Linked DNA regions of Homo sapiens: region 2 is linked to region 1. The links are chromatin loops, found by intact Hi-C in ENCODE. Cell type or tissue: A673. All regions are shown on one strand. Links, peaks and the distances in the headings refer to the core of each region. The heading gives the core; the rest is flanking DNA. Region 1 has its middle 230 kb from the start of MIR4444-1. Region 2 overlaps LINC01117 (long intergenic non-protein coding RNA 1117).

Region 1 (4,400 bases), core at 238-4,237:
CTCTATTTATATTCCTGGTTAAATGCTTATTATTCTTTAAGCCTAAACTTTTACAAGTAATTAGCAGTTGAACCTTCCCTAGGCTCAATTCTCTTACCTATTTTTCTAACCAAATTCCCACTGAAATCAACAACTAGGCTTATAGATTTAATTTAGACTAATTTAATTTTAATAGATGACTCGCAGTTACTTTCACTTGGAAGTTTAAATTAAGAAAGTGCCAGCAAGTAAACTAATGGATTTGGTATTTCATAAATATTTACCTTTAAAATGCTAAGCCTTGTTGTGTCCATAAAGGAAATGGACCTGCTTAACTTTTAGAAAGCATAAAAATCAAGTAAATGATTCATTAGAAATAATAGAATACTTACTATCAACCCTACGAGTGCTAGCAACTACCTAAAATCCTATTCTCCATATTGAGAAGTGATTGGTTAAAGAATAATTTTTCACAAGTGACTGTATTGAATATTCATTCACCTTGGGAGTCAAGTCAGGGTGAGGGCAGCTTTGTCAAGGGAGCAGAATTCTGACAGTGCAAATTTCATTCGTTTCTGATTGCTCAAAGGAACAGTCACTCCAACCAAAATGTATACATCCAGGCCTTGATGCTATTTTAAGAAAAAAAATGATTAGTCTCTTTCTTGCTCTGAAAAGTCTAGCTCATGCAGTTCTTGTTGACTTTCAGAGACTTTGAAATAATTTTGAGACTGGATTTGCTTGTTGAAGCCTTTGAGAAATGTTATGGTTAGAACTGACCAACATTAACCCACGTTTTAAATTCTGTGTGGTTTCCCCCAACTTCCATTCTGAGTTCTAATGTCTTTTCATCCTGGCCAGAAGCTGTAGCTATTTTTCTCCATGCTTGACCTAGCCATTTATCCCACTTTCTTTTGGCAGAAGAATAGAAAACAACATTTGCAGCATTCCTAAATTAATTATACTTTTCTCAAGCTAAAGAACTGTGACAGAGCCACAAAACAGCAACTGAAAACTAATTCCTTAAAAGAATATGAAAAAAGGAAGTTGTATAAGATAGGGTAATTAATCTTGCAATAAAAATAATTGTTTACAGTTAAAATTAATGTAACATGCATTCCTCAGCAGATAATAAATTATGGACTTTCTCATTAGCATTTGAATTGATTTCCTCTAATTTCTGAGGAGCACATGAGCATGTGACTAGATTAAGTTTAATTGGACTACAGCTGGTGCTGATTGTACGCACATGGGGTGGGGGCTTTGCTGACTGATTGGCTGTCTCTGCATTTTGTTTCCATTGTCTTTCTCCTTCTCCACTATTTTTCCCTACAGGTAGAGAGATTGAAGATACTGGGGTCTTAAAATAGAATTAACTAGAGAAAAGACTGTGGTTTTGGATAATGTTACCCCATGAGCTTCTACCAAGAATGATTATAATACATGATTATCATATAATTGTTATTACCATCTTCTCTTCATTATATAATTATTATTTCATTAACAACTAACCGATTGAATGTTTACCGTGAGCTGCAGTTGTACTAAGTACTTCACGTACCGTTTAATCTTCACAACAGTTTCACTCAAGGTGTTTCATTCTTCCCATTTTCTGGGTGAATAGACTAAGGCTCAGAGGGGTAAAATAATTTGTCAAAGGTAACACAGATGAACATGGTACAGTTGAGATTAGACCTTTTTTTAAAAAAAAAAACAAATTCTAGGGATTACACCCTTAACCACTTTATTATTCTGATTATTTGAAAAATCAAGCAGTCCAGTTACCCTATTGATAGAGAATGAAAAATCAGTAGCCTAAGCATCTGGGTATGTCAAATGGCATCTATACCAGGTGGAAAACAGCAAAAGAGGGGTTAACTTACAGCCGATGAAGAGCGATATGATCACCACGGAGATGGGGAGGATTTCTAATAGGCCCATAATTAGGAAAAAAGCATGGGTCCAATTAATATTGGGCTTGTGATTGGACTTGTGGAAAGAAACCAATATTTCCATAAAGGGGAAGAATTGGTAAAATTTCGGCCAATGCTACTGGAGAGTCTGATTCGAGCTGAGAAAATTAGGAACACAAGGGTAATTGTAGACTTTTAGTCCTACAATAGGAGTTTTTCTCTTAGAATAAATTTCTCACTCAGATGAAGTAGAACTATTCAGAACAATTTGAAAAATAAGCTCCTCCAGAGAATTCTATGGGGACTTCAATGGTGTGAAGCTTTGTGACTTTCTCACTTGAGTAGGGACTTAGATTCTGTAAGTATTTGGCTCCTCCCGGCGGGAATGTCTTGAACCTTTTGCTTTATTGATATGCAGGAAAAGAAGCTACTTTGGAGTAGGAATTCTTTCTGCAGAAGATAAAATAATTTTAGGTGGATTTAATGGCTTCTTCTGGGTTGCCATTAGCACCTGTACTGATTTCACTCTGCCTTGTCATATAGTAAGTTGTTTATAAAAGTTCCCTATAGACCGTGTACTCCTTGAGAATGGGGCTCACATTAGGTGTAATAAATACATAAAAGTGTAAAATAAAATTTTACTATTTTTTTTTTTCAGAGACAGAACCTTGCTCTGTTGCCCAGGTGACACTATCATGGCAGCCTCAAACTCCTTTCCTCAAGTGAACCTCCTACTTCTGCTTCCCAAAGTGCTGGGACTACAGGCATGGACTACCATGCCTGGCTAATTTAAAAAAATTTTTTAGACATGGGGTCTTGCTGTGTTGCTCAGGCTGGTCTCAAACTCCTGGGCTCAAATGCCCCTCCCACCTGGGCTTCCCAAAGTGCTGCGATTATAGATGCGAGCCACCACACCAGGCCTAAAGTTGGGTCTTGAAAGTTTTTTCACCCTGTCTTATTTGCCATATATATCTTAATGTTGTACTTTTTGGTTCTTTATAAATTCATGTGTTGATATAGGTAATTATATGGAGAAATAGAAATTGATCATGGTATCCCAATATCAGTGTGGATGAAAAAAGAATTGAGGAAATGTGATATGTGGGGTTATATTCCTGCCACCTTTGAATAGAAAATTTTTGATCAAGACTGCCAGAGTATTAAACATGTCAGCTATATTTTTAAAAAATATACATACATGCACACACCCATTTTAGGTCTAGTTTATCCTCCCTGATTAAATATTAACCATGGGTAGGAAAGAAAAATTAGACTGTAGGCTGATGTGCTGATATTTTGAGTGAACAATGTGTCCAGTAAAAATGCCAACAGACCAGCCTGCTTGGAGCCCGTTTTGATCCTTTGACTCTTTGTGTGTTTTACTAAGTTTCTAAACGTCTCTTCTCTTTTTCCTTTTTCCTCTGTTTGGAGCTGTTAAAAATCTGTGATCCGGCTGGGCGTGGTGGCTCATGCCTGTAATCCCAGCACTTTGGGAGGCCAAGCCAGGCGTATCACCTGAGGTCAGGAGTTCGAGATCAGACTTGCCAACACGATGAAACCCTGTCTCTACTAAAAATCCAAAAAAAAAAAAAAAAAAAAAAAAAAAAAAAAAAAAAGAAGTAGCCGGGTATGGTGGCAGACACCTGTAATCCCAGCTACTTGGGAGGCTGAGGCTGGAAAATTGCTTGAACCCGGGAGGTGGAGGTTGCGGTGAGCCGATATCGTGCCATTGCACTCCAGCCTGGGCAACAAGAGCATAACCCGTCTCAAAAAAAAAAAAAAAAAATTCCGTGATCCATGTCCTTTGTTTCAGTTTTATATTAACTCCAAACACAGACCCACTTAAATTTTCCCAGTAAACAAACTGCCACGTTGTTGCAGTCTCGCTTTTTCACCTCATTATGGCCTGAGCAGAGTGTGATGTCACACTTGACCCAATACCTGTCTGCCCATAAATGACACAGCCTGTTCCCCTTTTGCTTCCTGGCTCGAGCACCGGGAAGGAGCTTAGTATGAAATTCATGCTGTGATGACAGATTTAAAAGTTGCTACAAACTCTAACAGACAGCAACTGCAGTTTGTAGACATATACAACATGTACTGCTCTCTTGTATTTTTAAGTGATGACATTCTTCGTTTAAAGAGTTACATTATATAGCTCATTACTGTTGCCTGTCTATGAAATGAGGGTGGTAGAGAGTAGGGGAAAGAAGGCTAAATTGGATATGAAGACATTTACCAGAAGAATTTTCCAAATGTTAATGGCCAGCTTAAAGGGCTGCACACGTGTTGCAATGTAATTGGATTTGATGCCTTCTGGGGACTTTGAAGCTTTTCCTGCTCTTGCCCATTGTATTTTGTGGCATAGAATGAGCCCCTTAGATTTCTAACAGTTTGGCTCGGAAGATCCACATGGTGCTAAATTGTAAATCTGCAGACAGCCAACAAACAGTGGGCTAAGCTCCAGTGACTCTGGTTTGGTTTGGGCTTTTCAAGCAATTAAATGAA
Region 2 (4,400 bases), core at 299-4,298, 320 kb after region 1:
TGAAAAAAAAGGTATTTCCTGTGCTTTTTGTGTTTTTGAAGATTTTCAGCATCAAAATCTTATTGCTTTTGTTAGAAAAATAAACCATAAATATTTTAATGGTACAAACTTTGAATATGATAACTATTGCTCCTAAGACTATATGAATTTCCCTTAAAATATGATACACAGTTATATATATATATGTGCATGCATATATATTTTAAAAGAACCAGTAGATAGCACAGTACTTTAAAGAAAAAAAATGTGAATATTGATTTTTTTTCCCTAATGAGATATTACCTGGGAATCACAGCCAAGGTGAGACTATTTAGACCACTTGATCATTAACCTTTCTCCATATGTAAGTTCACAGACATCCAACTATAGAATGTGGTTACTGTATCTAAAGGGACCTCAAGTCTAATACAAACCCTTATTTTGAAAATGAATATTTCTATCTTATTTCTAAAGTACTCCAAAAGTTCTTAGGGCATCCTGTTCCCACGTTCAGTCACAACCACAGGTCATCAAGTCTTCCTGTGTCTTAAAAACACATTTTCTCCTGATGCAGTCTAAACCCATTTTCTTCTGTTCAGTCCAGTGAGATGGAGAAGGTTGACTGGTGTTCTGCAGAGTTCCACCTCACTGCCCATAGGTTGTTAATTTTGTCTCCCTTCAGCCTTCTCTTCTCCAGAATAAACAACCCACCTCCTTTCCTTGTGTACATAGTCTCCAATCCCTGTCATCATTTTCCTCTTCTATACGTGGATTCTATGCAATTTTCCTGCATATGTTTTAAGTTACAGACCCAAAGTGTAATATTCAAATAAAAGCCCAACCTACAATAAATTTGACACAAGGGTTATTTCCTAGCTGCAAATAATACTTGTCTTAACACAGCCCGGGATAATATCGCTTTCTTAATGCCATCACTAGGTTAATGACGCATATATTTCTGGAATGCCAGATCTTCTGCAGCCAAGTTTGTGTCAAATTATACCCTCTATCTAGACCCTTCTCCTACCATCTATTCTCCAAAGGAAGTCATTATTAATAAACTTACATTTTATTTCTTCCAGTGGTTTCTACTTTTAACTCCAAATAAATAATATGCCTGCATCTCTCTTTCTTGATTTTTCAGTCTTAGGTAGCCAGTACCTGCTGACTTCTCTGCATGAAAGATGAAGAATTTCATTCATTTATATGCCTTCCTTCCCTCCCCACCTGCTCCCCAATTTGGGCTAACTCATGATTTTTTAGTTCTTCAGTTGGATAGATGTATTCATTTCTGGATCTAGCAGCTTTAGAAAAGAGTTATTGACCTTAATACTCTCAGATAAGAAAGTTAACATACCTCATCATCTCTGGACTTCTGTCAGGGTATAGCTCTATACTGTCAAAGTTTATAATATTTATATTTTGTTTTATAGATATTATGACTACTGATATTATGGAAATGTTATTTATTACAGATACAGGAAGAAAATTAATCCTCTGTCACCAACTCATGCTATTCAAAATAGAATGTTCTAAGCATCACAGTCAGTAAAATACATTCTCTTAAACTCTAACAAACTCTCAAAATCATGCCACAATTTAGTTTACCTGTTATTTGAGTCCTGGATTTTTAGGCAGTGCTATAAATACTACAACTGGTTACAAGCAGTTAATTTAACAGATTAACTTAAGAAATTTGTTGGAAGGATATAAGGGTCACTCTCAACTCAAAGGAAAAGCTAAGGATTAAACATTAAAAGCAATGGTAAAAAACGCAATTACTTTTGACCAACGTAAATACAAACTTTGAAGATCTTTATACTATTAAACTAGAGAGAGAGAGAGAGCGAGTGAGCGAGAGAGTGCACTCATTACTGGAAAAGGGCATCTTACTGGCCCAGCTTGAATCACAAACTAGGTAGGGGCAGTGCCCCTCGACTAAGAGTCTCATCAAGGTTGCATGCAATGGTGAAGGATAGTTCTCAAAACAAAATCAAGATGCTGTCACCGGAAGAATAGAATCAGGGTAGACAAAACAACAGCATCTATTGCTTCCAATAGCACTTATCACATTTTCATTAATAAACAATTTGGGTAATTTTCTGTTTGATATTGTCCTTCCCAACCAGATTTTGTGTTCTATAAAGGAGAAGTTACATAGAGCATTCATTCTCTTAATTCACGTGCCTAGTAGTGTCTGACAAGTTACAAGCACTGACTAAACAGCTCTTGAATATTGTTGAATAAAAGCCAAGGGTTTCCAGGATGCACTGCCTAGACTATTTGTCATAGACTATTTGTATTATTTTATTTTAATAACAAGTATTTTCAGATGGCTGAATTACATATTAAAGAAGGGACTACTCTTTCCAAAGGCACGTTATCATGGAGGAATACAGCCTAAGTTTTCTATTACAAGTATTGTAAAAGAAGGGCACCTCTCCAAACTTTTGGATCATGGCAGGATACCATGATCTTGTCTGCATGCTACCCACACAACTGATGGTGTACAATCACCTGATCCAAAGAATTAGCCAGCAGTTTAAATTTTCATTATTCACTCAGGATGTCATAGTCAACAGCCTGGTGATCTCTGCAGTCAGGACTTGGTAATAGCACTACATAATACCTGGTCTAATATCTCCTCTGCAAGGACTCAGTCCTTCTCCTGACTCCTCTCCATGCCATCTTTCCCACTTCTTTCTTCTTCTTCCTTCCTTCTCCTTCTCTCTTCCTTCTCCCTTCCTCCCTTCCTCCCTCCTCCTCCTCCCTTTCTATCTTCTACATTTTTCTAGCTTCTACATTTTTCTCTGTGTTTCACTGGCACTCCTCCTCCCTCTGTGTTTCACTCCCCCTCATCCTCCCTCCCCCTCTCCCACCCTTTCCCCTCCTCCTCCTCCTCCTCCTCCTGAGACAGAGTTTTGCTCTGTTGTTCAGGCTGGAGTGCAGTGGTGCAATCATAACTCACTTCAGCCTTGATCTCCTGGGCTCAAGCGATCCTCCTGCTTCAGCCTTCCACGTATTTGGGACCACAGACATACACCATCAAACCTAGCTAATCTTTTTTTAATTTTTTTGTAGAGATGGAGTCTCATTTTGTTGCCCAGGCTGGTCTCAAACTTCTGGGCTCAAGTGATCCTCCTCATCCTTGGCCTCTGAAAAGTGCTGGGATTACAGACATGAACCATGGCATCCAGCCCTTGCCCACTTCTTAACAAACTGGGTGATAGTTATTTTTTTACAAACTTGCCTCTCCAACTAAACTGTGGACCCCATGAAGGAAGGAAGGAAGGAAGGAAGGAAGGAAGGAAGGAAGGAAGGAAGGAAGGAAGGAAGGAAGGAAAGAAGGGAGGGAGGGAAGAAAAAAGGAAGAAAGGAAGGAAGGAAGGAAGGAAGGAAGGAAGGAAGGAAGGAAAAACGGAAGGAAAGAGAGCTTTAGTTCTCTAAGCTGTAGAGAAAATTTAAGTTCTTTTTCAAAGAACTTAAAATTCATGGATTAGTCAGAGGGGTCTAATATCTCTAAATCAAATGATGACAAAAGAAAAAACAAAGAATGCAGAAATTATCCTCTTCCAGGGTTTCATTCCTTTATGTCAATCAAGAAAAATGTTAATAAGGAGGGTTCAGCAGGGGTCAGTAATTCCTCACTGATGTCACAAATTTAGCTTCACTTTTCAGAGGCTGTTCGTGGCCATGCTTGTGAAATTTGTAACTCACCTCTAGACAATAACTAATTATTACTGATTACTATGAAATAAGTCAACAAAGATTTTCTTGTTTACATTCTTATCAGACTGTATCAGAACCATCTGTTTTCAAGTTTGTTGTTGCTGGGTGTTTTTTTTTTTATCCCAAGGGATAGATTCTCCATATTGTTCTCTGAATATATGCATGCAAAACTGCCTTTTAATGCACAGTTGCAGTTTTCACTAAAACATTTGGGTAGGGGGGAAAAATCACATATGTTTTTGTGAAAGATGATGATAATAATTAGGTATCTTGCTGAATTTATTCTATCTTCAAATGAAGGATATGTTGGGGTCTGTCCCATCTCTAATTACCATCTCTTCGTTTGCATGGGGTGACTATTGATTTTGCGAAAAGCACATATGTGGAGCTTTCGACACTAAAGTAACTTCAACCTGGAAAACACAGTAAAGGACTCCATTAATATGAGAAAGAGTCTACAATTTTAAAACAAGCAATATGTGACCCCTTTGCTCCATTGTTCATTGACACCAATCTCCTGTGATACAAGCAATAACTTTGTTCCATTGTTAAGGAAGCAAGAGTGTAAGATTTTAAATACTGGTACTCACCAAGTTGCTACATGGCTTTGGGCAAGCAATTAACCTTTGGTGTCTCAGTGACTTCATCTGTAAAATAGGGATAGGGATTTTACACAGGTGTGATGCCTGGAC

The links. A loop is a pair of places that touch in the nucleus more often than their neighbours do. Peaks named below come from ENCODE experiments on the same cell type or tissue, not always from the same donor. Only the 100,000 strongest peaks of a DNase experiment are listed, where the experiment ranks them.
Region 2: it touches region 1 in a loop (8-fold over the local background); 1 of 110 quality-filtered maps calls a loop at or near these places.

What each region holds. Positions count from the first base shown.
Region 1 is chr2:176,976,972-176,981,371 of GRCh38, reverse strand. No RefSeq gene overlaps it. Among named protein-coding and RNA genes, the nearest start is that of MIR4444-1, 230 kb to the left of the region's middle. In A673, for the core only: a CTCF peak has its summit at 2,278; a DNase peak (open chromatin) is centred at 1,081; H3K4me3 peaks cover 675 bases.
Region 2 is chr2:176,655,419-176,659,818 of GRCh38, reverse strand. LINC01117 (long intergenic non-protein coding RNA 1117) reads right to left here. Exons shown (of 4, transcript NR_110599.1): 3 at 4,299-4,355; 4 at 3,861-4,121. Among named protein-coding and RNA genes, the nearest start is that of LINC01117, 20 kb to the right of the region's middle. In A673, for the core only: a CTCF peak has its summit at 2,646; DNase peaks (open chromatin) are centred at 2,548, 2,878, 3,198, 3,558 and 1 weaker place; H3K4me3 peaks cover 3,486 bases; H3K27ac peaks cover 4,000 bases.